2 separate regions of the Homo sapiens genome follow, and region 2 is linked to region 1. Evidence: chromatin loops called from intact Hi-C (ENCODE). Cell type or tissue: heart right ventricle. All regions are shown on one strand. Each heading gives the region's core, and the rest is flanking DNA. Links, peaks and the distances in the headings are about the cores only. Region 1 overlaps ULK4 (unc-51 like kinase 4). Region 2 holds the start of LOC124909368 (a long non-coding RNA gene).

Region 1 (8,341 bases), core at 325-8,324:
GCAAGGAGCAGCAAAGTGGCAATGAATACCTGTCCAAATGCCTGGATCTTCTCATCTGTCACATTGTGCAGGAGCTGCCACGAATCCTGGGTAAATTGGAGTCTCATCCTCAGGCCCCATTTCTGCTTTTACGTTTCTAAGACTTGGCTTTTAGGCATCAGTTCTTTTTTATTCTTACTTGTCTGTTCTTGAAGGCAAATGCAGACACTTTTTAACGAATATGTAGTTTCAAGATTTAAATTTGCTTTATCTGTTTTTGTAATTATTTTGCATCAATGACATGATGAGGCATGATGAGACAATGCCACATTAAGGTGTGATCCGAGGTAAACTGGCCATTTTAGAAAATATACAAAAGAAAAGCGGTTTAATTGCTTAAAATTGGACTTATGCTAGTATTTGGGGGTAACTTTTCGTAAGTTTTTTTTTGCCTAAATCAGAAGAAAAGAATTTTCTCTTGAAATTAGAGCACAAATTTATTTATTGTTAAAAAAACTTTGAATAGATTTTATTTATTTTTTTTCCCTTGCTGAAACAAGATTTTCTTTTATTTATACAAATGTATTGGGTATATGAGAAATTTTGTTATATGTATAAAATGCATAGTGATCAAGCCAGGGTATTTAGGGTGTCCGTCACCCACCTATAATACATTTTTGTTAACTATAATCACCCTGCTCTGCTATCAAACACTGAATTTATTTCTTCTATTTTACTGTATGTTCATACCCTTTGACCCACTTTTTTTCCTCATCCCTCCACATCCATTCACCCTTCTCAGCCTTTGTTATCTGTCTTTCCATTTTCTACTGCCATATAATCATTTTTTAACTCCCACAATAAATGAGAATAAAAATGCATGGATTTTAATTTTGAATATTAAAATGTGATATTAAGGAATTTTGATATTCATTTAAAGTTCAAAGTTTGAAACTTTCTTTGGTTTGAAAAATTTATCTTAAGATAAAACATCTAATAATGATTTGCAAAGGATGTTTATTACAGCTAAAGAAATACCTTATTTCATTGTTATTTGCAGAAATTAAAATAACCTTGGGAGCATGTATGTGTAGCTTAAATCCCATTCCATGCTTTTCCAGCAGATGTAGCTATAAACCAGAAATGTTTAGAATGTTAAATTTGATCCAAGCTATTATAGTAGAGGGTACTTAGTTTCAGGAATTCAGAACATTAAATCAAAGTAATGAAAATGTCTTCAAGGCTAACTGACAGCAACTTTTTTGCCCCTTACTGATGCTTTAGGAGATTATTTTTGCCTGTTGATGACTGAAAATAGAGCCTCTCAAAATTTATTTCGGATTGTAAGCTTTTTTACCTCAAACCTGAAGGCTATAATTTGGTCAGTTGGTAGCTAAATTCTTTATTACCGGACTTATCCTGTTTTAGGGTATGGCGATAAGATTCTGATGTCCACAAAGCAAGTTTTATTTATTGTTAGATTTATCATCCAATGAGAAGTTTTGGGAATTGACCTCTTTTTACCTCCAACCTATTCTCTTTTTTTTGATAGTTGTAAGTCGTGTTCTGTAATTCGTTCACTTATTATTATTATTATTATTATTATTATTATTATTATTATTTTGTGAGACAGAGTCTTGCTCTGTCGCCCAGGCTGGAGTGCAGTGGCACTATCTCAGCTCACTGCAACCTTCACCTCCCAGATTCAAGTGATTCTCCTGCCTCAGCCTCCCAAGTAGCTGGGACTACAGGCGCACACCATCATGCCCAGGCTAATTTTTGTGTTTTTATTAGAGATGGGGTTTCACTATTTTGGCCAGGATGGTCTCGATCTCCTGACCTCGTGATCTGCCCACCTCGGCCTCCCAAAGTGCTAGGATTACAGGCATGAGCCACTGCGCCTGGCCCATTTATTATTTTAAATATTTTTTCTTGTTTGCAAAAGCAACAAGTGCTCATGATTGAAATTTGGAAAATACAAAAAAAAAATTCTAAAGCTATTACTCTATTATAATAATTTATTAAATTTTATTTTTCATTTCCAAATGAGACGTTAAGTTTATTTATAGTGTCTTTGCAGAATATCACATTCTGTCCCCGGAGGCCATAAGTGTCTGTTGTAATTTCAGTACTTGTGAATAAGTATATCTGCTTATTTTATTTGGAGATTAATTACCTTAGAAGTCCCATGGGTATTCAAGCAATGACCAGTGGCTCCTAAGTATTTGTGGTTTTTAACCTCCACATATGCTCTGGGCTGTGCTTCACAGGTGACATTCTTAACTCCTTGGCTAATGTTTCTGGACGTAAACACCCATCAACAGTTCAAGTGAAACAGCTGAAGTTGTGTCTCCCCCTGATGCCTGTAGTGCTTCACCTCGTAACTTCACAGGTACTATTGTATTGAGGAGGAAAAGGATATAAATTTGCCTCTTCTCTTTGTAAACTGGAGCTGAGAATCCTCAACTCAAAACATTTTTTTTTTATTGAGCTAACGTTGTACATAGCTTCCAGAATTTAATCTGTAGAAACTCTCATCACACAGGTATTTCGACCTCAAGTTGTGACAGAAGAGTTTCTTTTCAGCTATGGAACTATTCTTGTGAGTAACACGAAATTTTCCTTGTTTCTAATAAAATTGTGACTTCCTCTACTGTTTGTAGAATTTGATGTCAGAATGAGGTAATTTAAAAATCCTGTTGGTATTTATTTGTCTCTAGGGAAGTGACCTTTTAATATTTTTATCTGTTGACTGTAATAAAATTTGACATTTGGAGAAAACACATTCTCTCCTGATAATGTATTTTGTTCAGAGACAGCCCAAATAGGGTAAATATGTCCACAGAAACACTTTCATAGATTTTGGTATTAAACATCATGAAAAAATATAATAAAACTGGTGAAAATGGAATGCTGGGAATATAGTATCATTATTATTTACTTCGGCTTATATTGTCCAATCATGTGCAGTTTCTTTTTTTTTTTTAAAGACAGAGTCTCGCTCTGTTGCCCAGGCTGGAGTGCAGTGGTGCGATCTTGGCTCACTGCAACCTCCGCCTCCTGGGTTCAAGCGATTCTCCTGACCCAGCCCCCACAGTGTCTCTTCTTATGATGGCATTTCTCTATGTTAAGCTCAGTTTAGCTTTTTCTTTAATTTTGAGGATACAAGTAGAAATGAAAAGTTATTGCATTATCTTTCACTTCTGTTTTTGCTCACAAAAATTCTTTTTGTTTAGCTCATGAATTATGTTATCTTTTTCCCTTGCTAGTAGTAGTTACAGTATATATGGTTGATAAAATGAGGAGGGAAATACAGAGGGAAAGCTAAAACATTTGTCACAGAGCTTCTCCAGTCTTACTTTGATATTAATAATAAACTGAACAGAGATTTTCAAAATGCCATAGAGGTAACTAGTTAAAATGAGGTCAGCATCTCAATTTTATTGTTAGTTTGGAATTTTTTTAAAAAAAGATTGCCACAACAAGTGAGGATATGGTTTTCTAGAAAGTTCATCATAGGGTGAAGTATGATGTTTATAAGTATAAATGTTGAGTGACTGTTGCTGATTTTTAGGAAGCAATGCAGTAAAGGTCCCTTTGTGCTCAATTTCAGATTTTTATCATTTGAGTACTTTGAATCTTGAATTCCAGAAAGTCTATAATTTTGGTACCACATTTATGAATTTGCAAATTATGAGAATTTTTATTTACCACCATCTTTTTACCTGTTTTTAAGTACAGCATAGGCATCATTTTAACATGACTATGATTTTTCTATTTACAATTCCATTGCGTTGGCATATTGATGCCTGAAATTAGTAATTTTTTTATGGTAACCCACCTTGGATTATTTTGGCACAGTGTTTGTTTGGGATAGGTATAATTGTCTTGTGTTCTTTCTCCCTGTCTTTTTTTTTCATGTGTAGTATTTTCTTCTGCCTACATTAACTGAGTATGCTTTAGGTTTTTAAAGAATTACCAAGATTTTCCAACAGAAAAGTCTTTTTGGACTTTCAGAAATTCTATGTATATTGGGGAGAACTCGTCTGCTCCTTGTAATTCTGTGTTCAGAGACAAGGGAGGAGGCCACACTGAGTGTGTCCATAAAGACTTTTCTATGGGTATTCTGTTGGGTCTTTTCAATATAGGCACCTTTAGGAAATGGAAAATAACTTGGCTGGTGTAGAGATCATTAAGATACTGAAAAAATTTTAGCAGTTTTTTTCTTGATGGTATCACCCAATTAGAGGAAGTTTAGGGAAATAAAATGAAAGTCTTTTGCCTCTCTTCAGTCTATTTTCGTAGTTTGAATCATGCCCAGTCCCAGAATTCTTGAATTATTTTTCTTATTGTGTTTGTTTGTTGGCCTTAACTGTGTGTTCACCTTTTGTATACTCAGTGTTAATGGCACTGATGAAATACTAGCAAAGGGAGAGAATTATTGACTAAAATTCAGGACCTGGATTTAGTTATCCATACAGTTCTTGTGCACATTATTGTGAATTGTTGAGAGTTGAATGTTGCTTCTATGAATTCATAATTTTTCCAGAAGATAGCAAAAATGTTACTCAAGTTACAGTGCCTTACTGCTGCTATGAGGTCTAGTCTACTCATCCAACATTCTACAGACCCTTAGAAATGTACATTGCAAATTAGCATATTAAAGCCCTTTGAGTTTTCTGCTTTAAAATAATTTTTAATTTTTTTTTAGGCAAAGGCTTCCTAAACTATTTGAGAGGGCTTTTTTTTTTCTTTTTTTTGGTGGTAGTGGTGGGGATGCATAGTTATGAACGTTCTGTAGCCCAATCCACAGAACAATTATGTGAAATTGTCCGGAGCATAGTGCTTATTTGGTTCTGGTGACATAGGGAAGTAGTCCATTCATATTTACATACTTAGCATTGTGGATTTTTTTTTTTGCTTGTTTTTTTGCTTTTTTTCTTTTTTCGAGACAGGGTCTTGCTCTGTCACCCAGGCTGGAGTGCAGTGGCACAATCAGGCTCACTGCAACCTCCGCCTCCCAGGCGCAAGCAATCCTACCTCCTCAGCCTCAGATGTAGCTGGAACTATAGGTGTGTGCCACCATGCCTGGCTAATTTTTAAAAATTTTTCGAAGAGATGAGGTTTCACCATCTTTCCTGAGCTGGTCTTGAACTCCTGGACTCAAGTAATCCACCCACCTTGGCCTCCCAAAGTGCTGGGATTATAGGCATGAGCCACCTCTCCCAGCATTGTGTTTTGAAAGACTTACTGGTACATCTGGAGATAAATATTATTTTCAGTATTTCTCAAAATGTATCTCATGCAGTAGCTATTGTCTTATGGCAGGCATATTGTCCTTTCATATTTTAAAGATATGATTTAATTGGGATATTCAAGCTTAGTCCACTTTTAGAAGCTGTATCCAGTAGCAGCAAGCCAAGAACTTCTTGGCTTCCCCTGAGGCAGCTCTTCATGAGCTGCTGGCCTGCCTTGGGGTGGGTGTGGAGATAGCAGCCAGGGTTAGTGTGATCTCTGTGCATTAGAAGGGTTCTTAAGGAGCAGACTGGAGAAGCGGGGATTGGAACTGTGCTTCCCATTGACTTCATTTTTATAATGGCACTAGGGCATGGTTTGCCTATTTGACCTACAGACATTTTTTGTTTTTTTGGTACAAAAATTCAGGATACTTCTTATATATGGAGGCATAAATACAAGAATTAATTTTTTGTAAATTTTTTTCCCCCAAGGAAAATGAAGTTTTGGTCACCTTATATTTTAAAGAGACTAGCATTTGGAAACAATTCAGCAGAGTAATTTTAAACCATTATCAAGCTTTGAAACACTCCTGGAAAAAGAGGACTACCCAGCTGATAATTGCTATTTTCACTTCTTATTGGCAGAAGCAGCCTGTTGTCTTACTCAGCTCCCTCTCCAGGTTTCAGCAGTCTAGTCTCTGGGGAAGTTCTGTGGTGAATACCATGCTTCTTTTGGTCCTCCATTGAATTGGGCTGGGAAACAGGAAGTAGTAAATTAAGGAAATATTTTCAAGAGCTCATGATGTGTATTAACCTAACATTCACTATATTTCCTATGTCCTTTTGAAAATGCATTTGATTAATGATCAGAGGAAGCAGACTTTGTTGTGTTTAAGTTCTGGCCTCATTAGTTTATGAAAGTATGATGGCTTGTGGTGGTTATAGTTTTCTACAAAAAATAACTATGAAAGGTTATACTTCCTGCCCTCTGTAGATTTTTATGTACAGGAATGCTGGTTTATTGATAGATATTGGCTTCAGCTGCAGAAAAGCCAGAGCTAGTGCACTCTTGTATTTTTGAAAACATGATAGTATATATTTACTTATTTGTTGCCACCTAGATATTCTTGTCTTTTTTCCTTTAACATATCATGAATTTGTATCCCAGTTTGCTGTAGGAGCTTTTTTTCAGCCCCTGTTGGGGATCACTGAATGATATTGAGAGCGCTGGCACACACTGCTTCACACCCCCTAGCCAGCAGACCTAGCTCAGGGTGGGTGGTCTTTTTTGCTCCCCTGCTGAAACTCCCATCTTTGAAGTTTGCACCATGAGAAGATATTGTGTCACCCCCTGTGTTGTGGTCATCTGCAGATTTCTGGGTCATTGGCCTTTGTTCCTCAGCATTCCTTTAGCACTTGGCTCACCAAGAGCCTCTCCTTGCCTCTCTTGCATCATTGGTGGGGAATTTGATATCCCTCTGAAGGATCCTTCCAGTGCCTCAGCCTTGCAGCTCCCTGGCTGCTTCTCTCCCCAAGAGCTTGTCTGTCTTCCCATCAGCTGCCTGCTCCCATGGTCAAACACTTGACCTTACTGTCAGCATCCGCTTGTCGGCCCACCACCCCTGATTTTCAGCTCATTTCCTCTCCTCCCCAACTCCCACAACCCTTCAGCTCCTGTGAGACTTAATTGTTCCTACCTGCTTTCTGCTCACCATCCTGCCCTGCCAGGGCTCTGCTTTTTCACTTTCTCTTTACTCCACCTAGAATGCCTGGTCCAGCATTAGTCACAATCTTTTTTTTTTTTTTTTTGAGACAAGAGTCTCCCTGTGTCTCCCAGGCTTGTGCAGCGGAGCGATCTCGGCTCACTGCAACCTCTGTTTCGTGGGTTCCAGCAATTCTCATTCCTCAGCCTCCCAAGTAGCTGGGATTACAGGCGTGTGCCACCACTCATGGCTAATTTTTGTAGTTTTTGTAGAGATGGGGTTTCACCATGTTGGCCATGCTGGTCTCAAACTCCTGACCTCAAGTGATCCGCCTGCCTCAGCCTCCCAAAGTGCTGGGATTATAGGCATGAGCCACCACGTCCGGTTCTCTGACAAATCTTAATGCTAGTTAAATTTAAGTCTCCACCTACCCTAGCCCTGCTTTGAGTGGCTAAATATGGCTGGGGGCAGGGGAGGGGGAAACAGTGCAAATGACAGGTCTCTCTTAAAATTCACATCAGCCAATGACTATATGTTCCTTTCTCCTTGAATCTCCAATGCCTACTACCCCGTCCTCACTCTCACCTCATTACTCCCTATTACACTGAGAATGAGAAGGAAGAAATATATCAAAAAATATTGAAATTGGTAAATGAATGAAAAATTTGTGGGAATTTTTAAAAAATTAAATAGGGGAAGTATAAGGTAGGAAATAAAATAAGCCCATAATTCTTCATAATAAATAATTAATAATAATTTCAGCATTTAGACAAGCTTTATTTATATATATATATGTGAAAAAGACAGTACATGTGAGTGGTTAAAAAGTCGCAAGGGAAGAGAAAGGCAGAAAAGGCAGTGAAGCATACCTCCTCAGGTTCCCAAAGGAAGCAGTGCTTGTCCTTTCCTGTGATCTCTTCCACAAAAATTATTGTTCACATCACCAGCATTTGTGTATTATGTGTATATTTTTAAGAGAATTACACAGAAGGGATTGTTGTTACGTACACTACTCTGTGTCTTCTTTACTTAGTAATCCGTAGACATTTACGTACATGTGTTTAAGTCAAAAGATCTCTCTCTCTGAGTTTCTTATTCAACATCAAATTTATATTTTATTCGATAAAAGTTATGTGTCCATTTTGGAATTATGTGAAATAATTTTAATAAAATTATCATGAAAAGCATACATTGCTGCTTTTAAAAATTAACTCGGCCAGGCATGGTGGCTCACGCCTGTAATTCCAGCACTTTGGGAGTCCGAGGCAGGCAGATTATGAGGTCAGGAGATTGAGACCATCCTGGCCAACATGGTGAAACCCCATCTCTACTAAAAGTACAAAAATTAACTGGGCGTGGTGGCGCGCGCCTGTAGTCCCAGCTACTTGGAAGGCTGAGGCAAGCAAATCTCTTGAACCCGGG
Region 2 (8,341 bases), core at 302-8,301, 1.1 Mb after region 1:
GTTAGTTAGAAGGAGTCACAAGTCCCACCCACACTCAAGAGAGGTGACTGCACAGGGTCAAGAACAACAGGAGACAGGGATCACTGGGAGACATTTTAGAGACTTCTGCCACACTCACATAAAGACCTGCACACAGATGTTCATAGCAACTTTATTCAAAATAGTCCAAAACTGAAAACAATTTAAATGCCCATCAACAGGTGAACAGATAAACAAATTACCTGACACATAATGGAATACTACTCAGCATAATAGGGAATGGACTATACATACACACAACAGCATGAATAAATCTCACAGACATAATAATAAGTAGAAAAAAGAGTCAGATACAAGAGCACTCATACTGCATTTATACAATATTCAAGAACAGGCAAAACCTCTCTATAGTGATAAATATCAGAACAGTGGCTGCCTCTGAGGGGTGAGTATTGACTGGAAGGGAACAGGAGGGAGCATTCTGAGGTGATGGAAATGATCTATGATCTTGTTTTGGTGATGGTATATGACTGTATACAATTGTCAAGACTCATCAAATTCTTAAGATGTGCATTTCATTGTCTGCTAATCATATTTCAATAAAAATAAGGCTTACTCTCCTGCCATTATAGAAGAGTTTTTTTTCTTATGAATATTTATTCTGGTCATCAGCTAGAATAATTCTCATTTTTAAATTTTCACTTCTATTGAGAGGACTATGATACAATCCATAACAGCACAGGGAAAAATGTTGGCACAACAAAACATTCATGAAGATATTTTGCAATATAATCTATAGACCTTTTTGACTATTATCGAAAAATAATAGCCAAGGGGGAGGGCTGTGCTCAACAATGGCTCCAAAAGTGTAAGGCTGTTTCTACTATTATTATTACTGTTGCTACTCTATTTATTATTAAATACAGAGCATAGACAGCATTTCAAGTTGGTATGGGCTTTTGCACCCAAAGCAAAATACATCATTCAAGACACCATAAGAAAGATATCCTAAGCTCATTTTCCTGCTACAGAAAGAGACAGCATTTGGCAGGGGCTGGACAGAGTCCAATCACTGAATGGCCCAACCGCAGCGCGGAACCGCAGCCCAGCTTGAAGGGCCAGATGCAAAGGGAAGACCAAAATGAAAGCTATCAACAGAATAAAAGAACACACAGGCAGGAAAACAGCAGGAGGGCTGCAGAAATAGAGGCAAGCACAGGGAAATATACCAAGAACATGAAATGTGCTGTTACTGATTTGCATGCGGGTTGGGTCAATACACACTTTTTTTTGGAATAGAAAACTAAAATGGGGAAAAAATGTTTTTAATGAACAAAAAAGATGATATGCAGGCATATTCATGGTAACCTGGGAATGAGACCAATCTCTTGTAGTCAAAATCTAATACCAATAAAAAGAAAAATTGGGTATATGAATAAAGATGCATTTTAAACAAAGAGAAGAAAGGGTATTTGGGGTTGAGAGATATTACGTACCTTAAGGCAGGCTAGTTGAATCTTTAAGCATAATAAATACACATAACTCCTTATAAATGTTTCTTAACATGCGTAGTTCAGGGGGCTGAAAACCCAGAACTAAAAGACAAAAGCAGTGGAAAACAGGGTATTTTTCCATCCAAGGTCCTTGATGTTGTCATTTATTCCACATACATTTATCAAGCCCCAAGTGCTGTGACAGCATCCTCCCTCCTCCCTCATTCTCTGTGCCTTGCCCTTCCCCAGAACCCCACTAAGTGTTCATAAATTCTCTCCTCCCACTCCTCACTCCTCTGCCACAAGCAGGCTCCCACCCCTCTGCCTATTCCTGACTCAGCCTGGGACACAACTTTCAACACCCGCATTAGACTGAAAACCAGAATGTGCCACAGCATTTGTGCTGATTTCTTTCAGGTATAACAATTTAGGGTCTTTGTAGACCCGTCATCTTTTAGAGTTACCTACTGAAATATTTATAAACAGAATGATATGATGTCTGAAATTTGCTTCAAAATCATATTGAGGAATATTACATACCAATAAAATATTACAACTACGTGGAAGAATCTCACATGTTGAATAAAGAAACTAGACTCCAGGCAGGGTGTGGTGGCTCACACCTGTAATCCCAGCACTTTGGGGGGCCAAGGCGGGTTGATCACCTGAGGTCAGGAGTTCGAGACCAGCCTGACCAACATGGAGAAACCCCGTCTCTACTAAAAATACAAAATTAGCTGGGCGTGGTGGCAGATGCCTGTAATCCCAGCTACTTGGGAGGCTGAGGCGGGAAAATCACTTGAACCCGGGAGGTGGAGGTTGCAGTAAGCTGAGATCGCACCATTGCACTCCAGCCTAGGCTACAAGACCAAAACTCCGTCTCAAAAAAAAAAAAGAAACTAAACTCCAAAAAGAGTACATACTGTATGGTTCCCTTTATATGAAGGTCTAAAACAGGCAAAAACAACCTTTCGAGATACAAGTTAGAATAGCAGTTACCTCGCAGGGGAAGGTAGTGAGAGAAATGAGAACAGTGGCTGCCTGTAGGTAATGGGTAGTGATTGGAAGGAAACAGGAGAGAACGTTCTGAAGTGATGAAAATTTTCTATATATCTTGTTTTGGTGGTGGTGCATGGTATATACAATTGTCAAAATTCATCAAATGCTCAAGATATGTGCATTTCATTGTATGTTAATTATATTTGAATAAAAACTAAGTTTGGTCTCTTGCCATTCTAGTAGATTGTTTTTTGCTTTTTTGTTTTGCTTGAAGAACACTTATTTTGACCATCAGTTTTCTTTATGATAATGCTGTGGAAACTCTCCTTATACATAAATCTCTGTATAAGCCCATAAACATTAATTCTCTTTCCAAGTAAACAGATGAATGAAAATAACTGTACTGTTACTTGGCTGTGAGAATAATTCCATCCTGGAGCCACAGGTGCTTAGAAAAGCCCAGGAGAACTTTGTCACTGATCGACCATCCGATTTGAGGTCTTCTTTCTGAATTAACACTTTTTCATATGATGTATGTCAGGGGACATGCAGAACCAATGAATATAAAACAAATGATTTCTTTAGAAAGAAGTAAATGTACCACATGTAAGCAGCCAGAGAAAGCCCAATCCCAGCCATCCCCACAAAGCCAGGGACCTCTCTGCCCTTAATCGCCAGGCACTGGAGGAGCACAAGGTGGGTGTGGCCTGTGCATTTCCTTTACTAGTCAAGATTGGTTGCAAACAAGGAAAGCCCCTCCTCAGGAAAGAACTTCTGCCTTGGAAACCAAGCACATTTTGAAAATAAGCATTCAGTAACTCCGTACAGAAATAAAGGCTTTTCCCTGTCCTGAGATTAATGGTGGATTGCCTGAGGGTCACACAGTCAAGGTTTATCTGGCTCTGAGTAGCAGGAGAATGTAACCTGAGGACTTACCAGGTTCAGTCTCAGCCTGAATTTATTCTTTCTTTTCTTGGGGTTGCTGATAGCTCTGTTTAAAAATATCTGCAGCTTTCACCTGACTGGTTGGTTTGTCAATCTACTGAAGAACTAGTTGGAAGTTTGCTGGCATTCTGCAACTATTTTACACGCCAAGGATAATTTAGTAGAATTGTAAAAGTTGATTCAGTTTCTGTCTCATGCTCCGCTCATTATACAGATATATATACCTATATAGATATATCTATATATCTATCTATTATCTATATTTTAAAATTAGGGTGATAATTCAGCCAAGAATAGGTGAAAGTTTGTGAGGAACAGGTTATTCACATACACCCTAACTATTGCCCACAAAAGTACTCATTAATTACAAAAGAAAAAAATAGTAATTTAGCAGTGCAGAAACCTGATGGACACCACCTTATCCATTCTTGTCATGGCTAATGGGACAGTCTCACAATGTATGTTTCATGGTGTAATACACTGAGAAGGACACAATATTATTTCTAGGATATTCTGTCCAAAACATATAACTTGAATTCAAAGATAAGAAAACATCAGACAAACCTAGGTTAAAGAATACAGAGTCATGAAGAACAAAGAAAGGCTGAGAAAGTGCTCCAAATTAGAGACTAAAGAGATATGAAAGCTAAATGCAATGTGTGTCCTGGCTTAGAAATAAAAATAGCTATATACAGGATATTCATGGGACAACTGGCAAAACTGGAATATAGACAGTCAATTAGAAAATAGTATTGGATCAATGTTAAATTTCCTAAATTTGATAACTATGTTGAGGTTACATAAATAAGCAAATGTTATTGCTCTTTGGATATAGTCATGGAAATATTTAGGGGTGAAGGGGTGAAGGGACATGATGTCTGCAACTTACTCTCAAACCATTCAGAAAAAAAGAGAAAAAAAAGCTGTGTGTGCGTGTGCGTGTGTGTGTGTGTGTGTGTGTGTGTGTGTGTGTGTGTGTGGAGAAAGAGAGAGAGACACCAAACTACGGAAATTGTTAATAATTGTTGAACTAGGTGTGGTGGCTAATGCCTATAATTCCAGCACTTTGGGAGGCTGACAGGGGAGGATTGCCTGAGCTCAGGAGTTCAAGAGCAGCCTGGGCAACATAGCAAGAACCATCTCTACCAAAAAAAAAAAAAAAAAATTGTTAAAAAAAATTCAAGCCAGCAACAGTGTATTAAAAGAAAAAATTAACAATAATAATGATTGGTGGCTGAGCGTGGTGGCTTATGCCTTGGGATGCCAAGGCCAGCAGATCACATGAGGACAGAAGTTCAAAGCCAGCCTAGACAACATGGTGAAGCCCTGTATCTACTAAAAATACAAAAAATTAGCCAGGCGTGGTAGCGCACACCTGCAGTCCCAGCTACTCAGGAGGCTGAGGCACAAGAATCACTTGAACCCAGAGGCAGAGGTTGCAGTGAGCCAGGATTGCACCACTGCACTCTAGCCTAGGTGACAAAGCAAGACTCTGTCTCAAAAATGATAATAATAATAATAATAATAATAATGATTGGTGGATCTGTGTGAATCTTTTTTCAAACAAGGTGAAAATGAGGGTGGAGAGTTAAACAGGGTTTAATCCCCTCTCTGGATTACTAGTGTAAACCAGAAATAAGCCTCTCAACTGACTGTATGGACCCCCCTCTTGACCACTGGGACCCCAAAGAAACCTGAAAAACTGGTTCAGGCCATGATGAGAAGGGTGGTGGGAGGTCAGACTTGTCTTATTGTACCTGCCTTCCTCTGGAGTTTAGACACAACTGACCAGCACTAACATTAAAACGGAGATCTTAAAACTGGCAAAATAGATTCCTTGTAGCGGTAAGATACCAAATTCCAACCTGACTCTGGTGTAGTATCAGATGACAGATAACAGGCTTGAAGGAAATCACAGTATTTTACACCAAAATATATTTCTTTGACATATTCTGAAATGGCCCTGCAAAGCTGTCTCTTATGAGAGAAATTTGTTTTCAGTGGAGAATCTCTTTCCCTTACTAGGTATTTTCCAGAGAGTTTGACACCTTTTAAGGTCTGATAAGAGACATTCACCATCTATTCTCTCTGAAGCCTGCTACCTGGAGGCTTCATCTCCGTGGCAAGAACCCTGGCTTCCACAACCTCCTTATCTAAACTCAAGCATTTCTTTATGCTGAATTCAACTCTTCAGGCAGGGCTTAACTCTTTCAACCATATGGCCAATCGAGAAGTCTTTAAATCCACCTATGACCTGGAAACCCCCTACACCCTCTACCCTTGCTTGGAGATGTCCTGCCTTTCTGGCCCAAACTAATGCATAACTTACATATATTGACTTATGTCTTTACCTGTAACTTCTGTCTCCCTAAAATGTGTAAAACAAAGCTGTAACCCAACCACCCTGGCCACACATTCTCAGGACCTCCTGAGGCTGTGTCATGGGCCGCAGTCCTTAACCTTGGCAAAATAAACCTCTAAATTGATTGAGACCTGTCTCAGATACTTATTGGTTTACACTAGCATACCAGCAAAGTCAGAAGACCTCTCAGTTGGTTCCTGAGGAATAAATTGAACTCTATTTTGGAATAGAAATAAATTGAACTATGTTTTGGGTCTATGCGTGTCCAGCTAGATGAGTTGAAATGACTCAAAATGTCTGTTTCCATGATTGACCTGTGTTCTCTCACATGACAATTGTCAATATAGGAATGAAAGATAAAAAGACAATTTTCTCAAAATCTGGGTCATGTCAAATAAAGTTGTAAACAATGCCTAATTTTGCCCCTTTCCCCACTAATAAGGAAAGACCAAACTAGCTGATTCTCACATTATGTCCCTCCCTTATGCTAATAACAAACATTTACCTACCAGTATACAAGTCTATACAATATACAAGTTTAATTTTTAAGATTTTTTTTTTTTTGCCGTATGTCCTTAAAGTAACTCTATAATTATGGGAGCAGTTTCTTCAATTTATAAACGAATATCTGTAGAAATTATTTATCTGTATTTTAATTTACAGTGAGAGCTGTTTTACAATTTGTAGTTCATGAGCCTCTGTATATTTACTGTTTAATCTTCTGGTGACATTAAGTTGCAGCTTGAATTATGATAAAGGCAATAACTATTTATACAAAGATGTTTTAGTAATTTACTTATTTAAAAAGCACATGTTGAAACCCTTAAATATGAAACTGCTCTTGCAAAATTAAGACAGTAAGAGAAATCCGACAGTAGACTTCATCTTGCTTCTAACCTCCAAGCTGTCCTTGGTCATTCCTGGGTGTAGACCAAGCCGACTTTGGGAGAAATTGAGTTTATAGTTTAACCTTAAAGCAAGGATAATAACAGCCCTTCCCAAAACTAAACTGCCTCTGTAAAACTAATGAAAGTCCACAAGGTTAGAATTATGAGAAAGGCCTGAATTCTGCTAACATATAGGCTTAAACCATAACCAACTGCTGTTCCAGAATTCACAAGATTTGTGATTTTCCCAATTGCTTCTGTAGGTAACATCCCTGGTGTAGAACCCATAATTGGTTTTGGAGATGTTTGCAGACTGACCCCACCCAGGCTTGTGACTCATTACTCAGCTGGTCCTGTGGCCCCACTCAGAGACAAACTCAGCACACAAGGACCATTTTCCACACCCTGTGATTTCATCCCAAACCAATCAGCATTCCCCATTCCCTAGTCCCCTGCCCACCAAACTATCCTTGGAAACCCCTAACCCCTGAGCCTTTGGAGAGATTGATTTTCATTAATAACTTCATCTCCATGTGGCATGGCCTGTCTTGTGTCAATTAAGCTCTTACTTTACTGCAGTGCCCTGGTTTCAGTGAAATGATTTTGTCTGTGCAGTGGGCAGGAAGAACCTGTCAAGCAATTACAAATTTGAGGGCTCATCTAGGATCCACCTTTGTGGGTGGGTGCCTGCTCATGGTTTGTTAACCTCCTGCTGGTATGATGGACCTGAATGTGAGCCCTGGTGGCCACTTATTTCTCTTGCACTGAAGGCCATCTCTGCTGCTCTCCCTATCAGTAAGGTGATGTTGACCATGGTGCTTGAGCCTAATTGCAATGCAATAAAGAACTAGTTCCTGGAAAGTTGTCTTTTTTTTCTTTTTTTTTTCCTTTTTTGAGACAGAGTCTCGGTCTGTCACCAGGCTGGAGTGCAGAGGCTTGATCTCAGCTCACTGCAACCTCCAACTTCCGAGTTCAAGCAATTCTCATGCCTCAGCCTCCCAAGTAGCTGGGGTTACAGGTGTGTGCCACCACACCTGGCTAATTTTTGTATTTTTAGTAGAGATGAGGTTTTGCCATGTTGGCCAGGCTGGTCTCGAACTCCTGGCCTCAAGTGATCTGCCTGCCTCAGCCTCCCATAGTGTTAGGATTACAGGCATGAGCCACCACTCTACATCCTAGAAAGATGTTTTTAAACTGGTCTGGTGAGTGTTCTAAGCCCAGCTAGCATCTCTTTCCTTCTCCCAATTAGTCCGGCTCCTATGGGAGTCTCAGTTTTTTAGGATGGGTCTCAGTTCAATGCCTTCAGGGGTCTTGGTTCAGCACTTATGGAGGGCCTCAGTTTGGCTCCTGTGAGGACTCAGTTTGGCTCCTTCCAAGGTCTTAGCTGGCTGTCCCTAAATAGTAGGATGAACCTCAGTTTGGGAAGATTTCTCCCCATTTAGACAGAGAATAGGAGGTTAGATTGGAAGAATCCTCTTCTGGTCTGGAATATTGGTTTGGAAGGCTTTTTTGTTTGTCTTTACCTTGCTGTGCATGTTTGTATGTGTGGAGAGGATTTCCCATGGAAATTGCTGACAGAAGTCCAGCAGGCTTTCCTAGTTTGTCTGATCAGTCACATTCAGTGAGCCCTGAAGGAAGCTCAACAGGCATAACTCAACGGTGACCGTCCACTCTTC

Evidence for each region. Hi-C counts contacts between places; a loop is a spot of excess contacts. Peaks named below come from ENCODE experiments on the same cell type or tissue, not always from the same donor. Only the 100,000 strongest peaks of a DNase experiment are listed, where the experiment ranks them.
Region 2: it touches region 1 in a loop (5-fold over the local background); 50 of 110 quality-filtered maps call a loop at or near these places.

The regions. Positions count from the first base shown.
Region 1 is chr3:41,709,477-41,717,817 of GRCh38, reverse strand. It overlaps ULK4 (unc-51 like kinase 4), which reads left to right. Exons shown (of 37, transcript NM_017886.4): 23 at 1-90; 24 at 2,250-2,371; 25 at 2,525-2,581. Among named protein-coding and RNA genes, the nearest start is that of ULK4, 250 kb to the left of the region's middle. RefSeq lists an enhancer at 6,192-6,801. In heart right ventricle, for the core only: a CTCF peak has its summit at 1,082 (motif pointing right); no DNase peak of the experiment used is centred there.
Region 2 is chr3:40,567,616-40,575,956 of GRCh38, reverse strand. LOC124909368 (a long non-coding RNA gene) reads right to left here and starts at 1,629. Exons shown (of 2, transcript XR_007095878.1): 1 at 1,476-1,629. In heart right ventricle, for the core only: no CTCF peak of the experiment used is centred there; no DNase peak of the experiment used is centred there.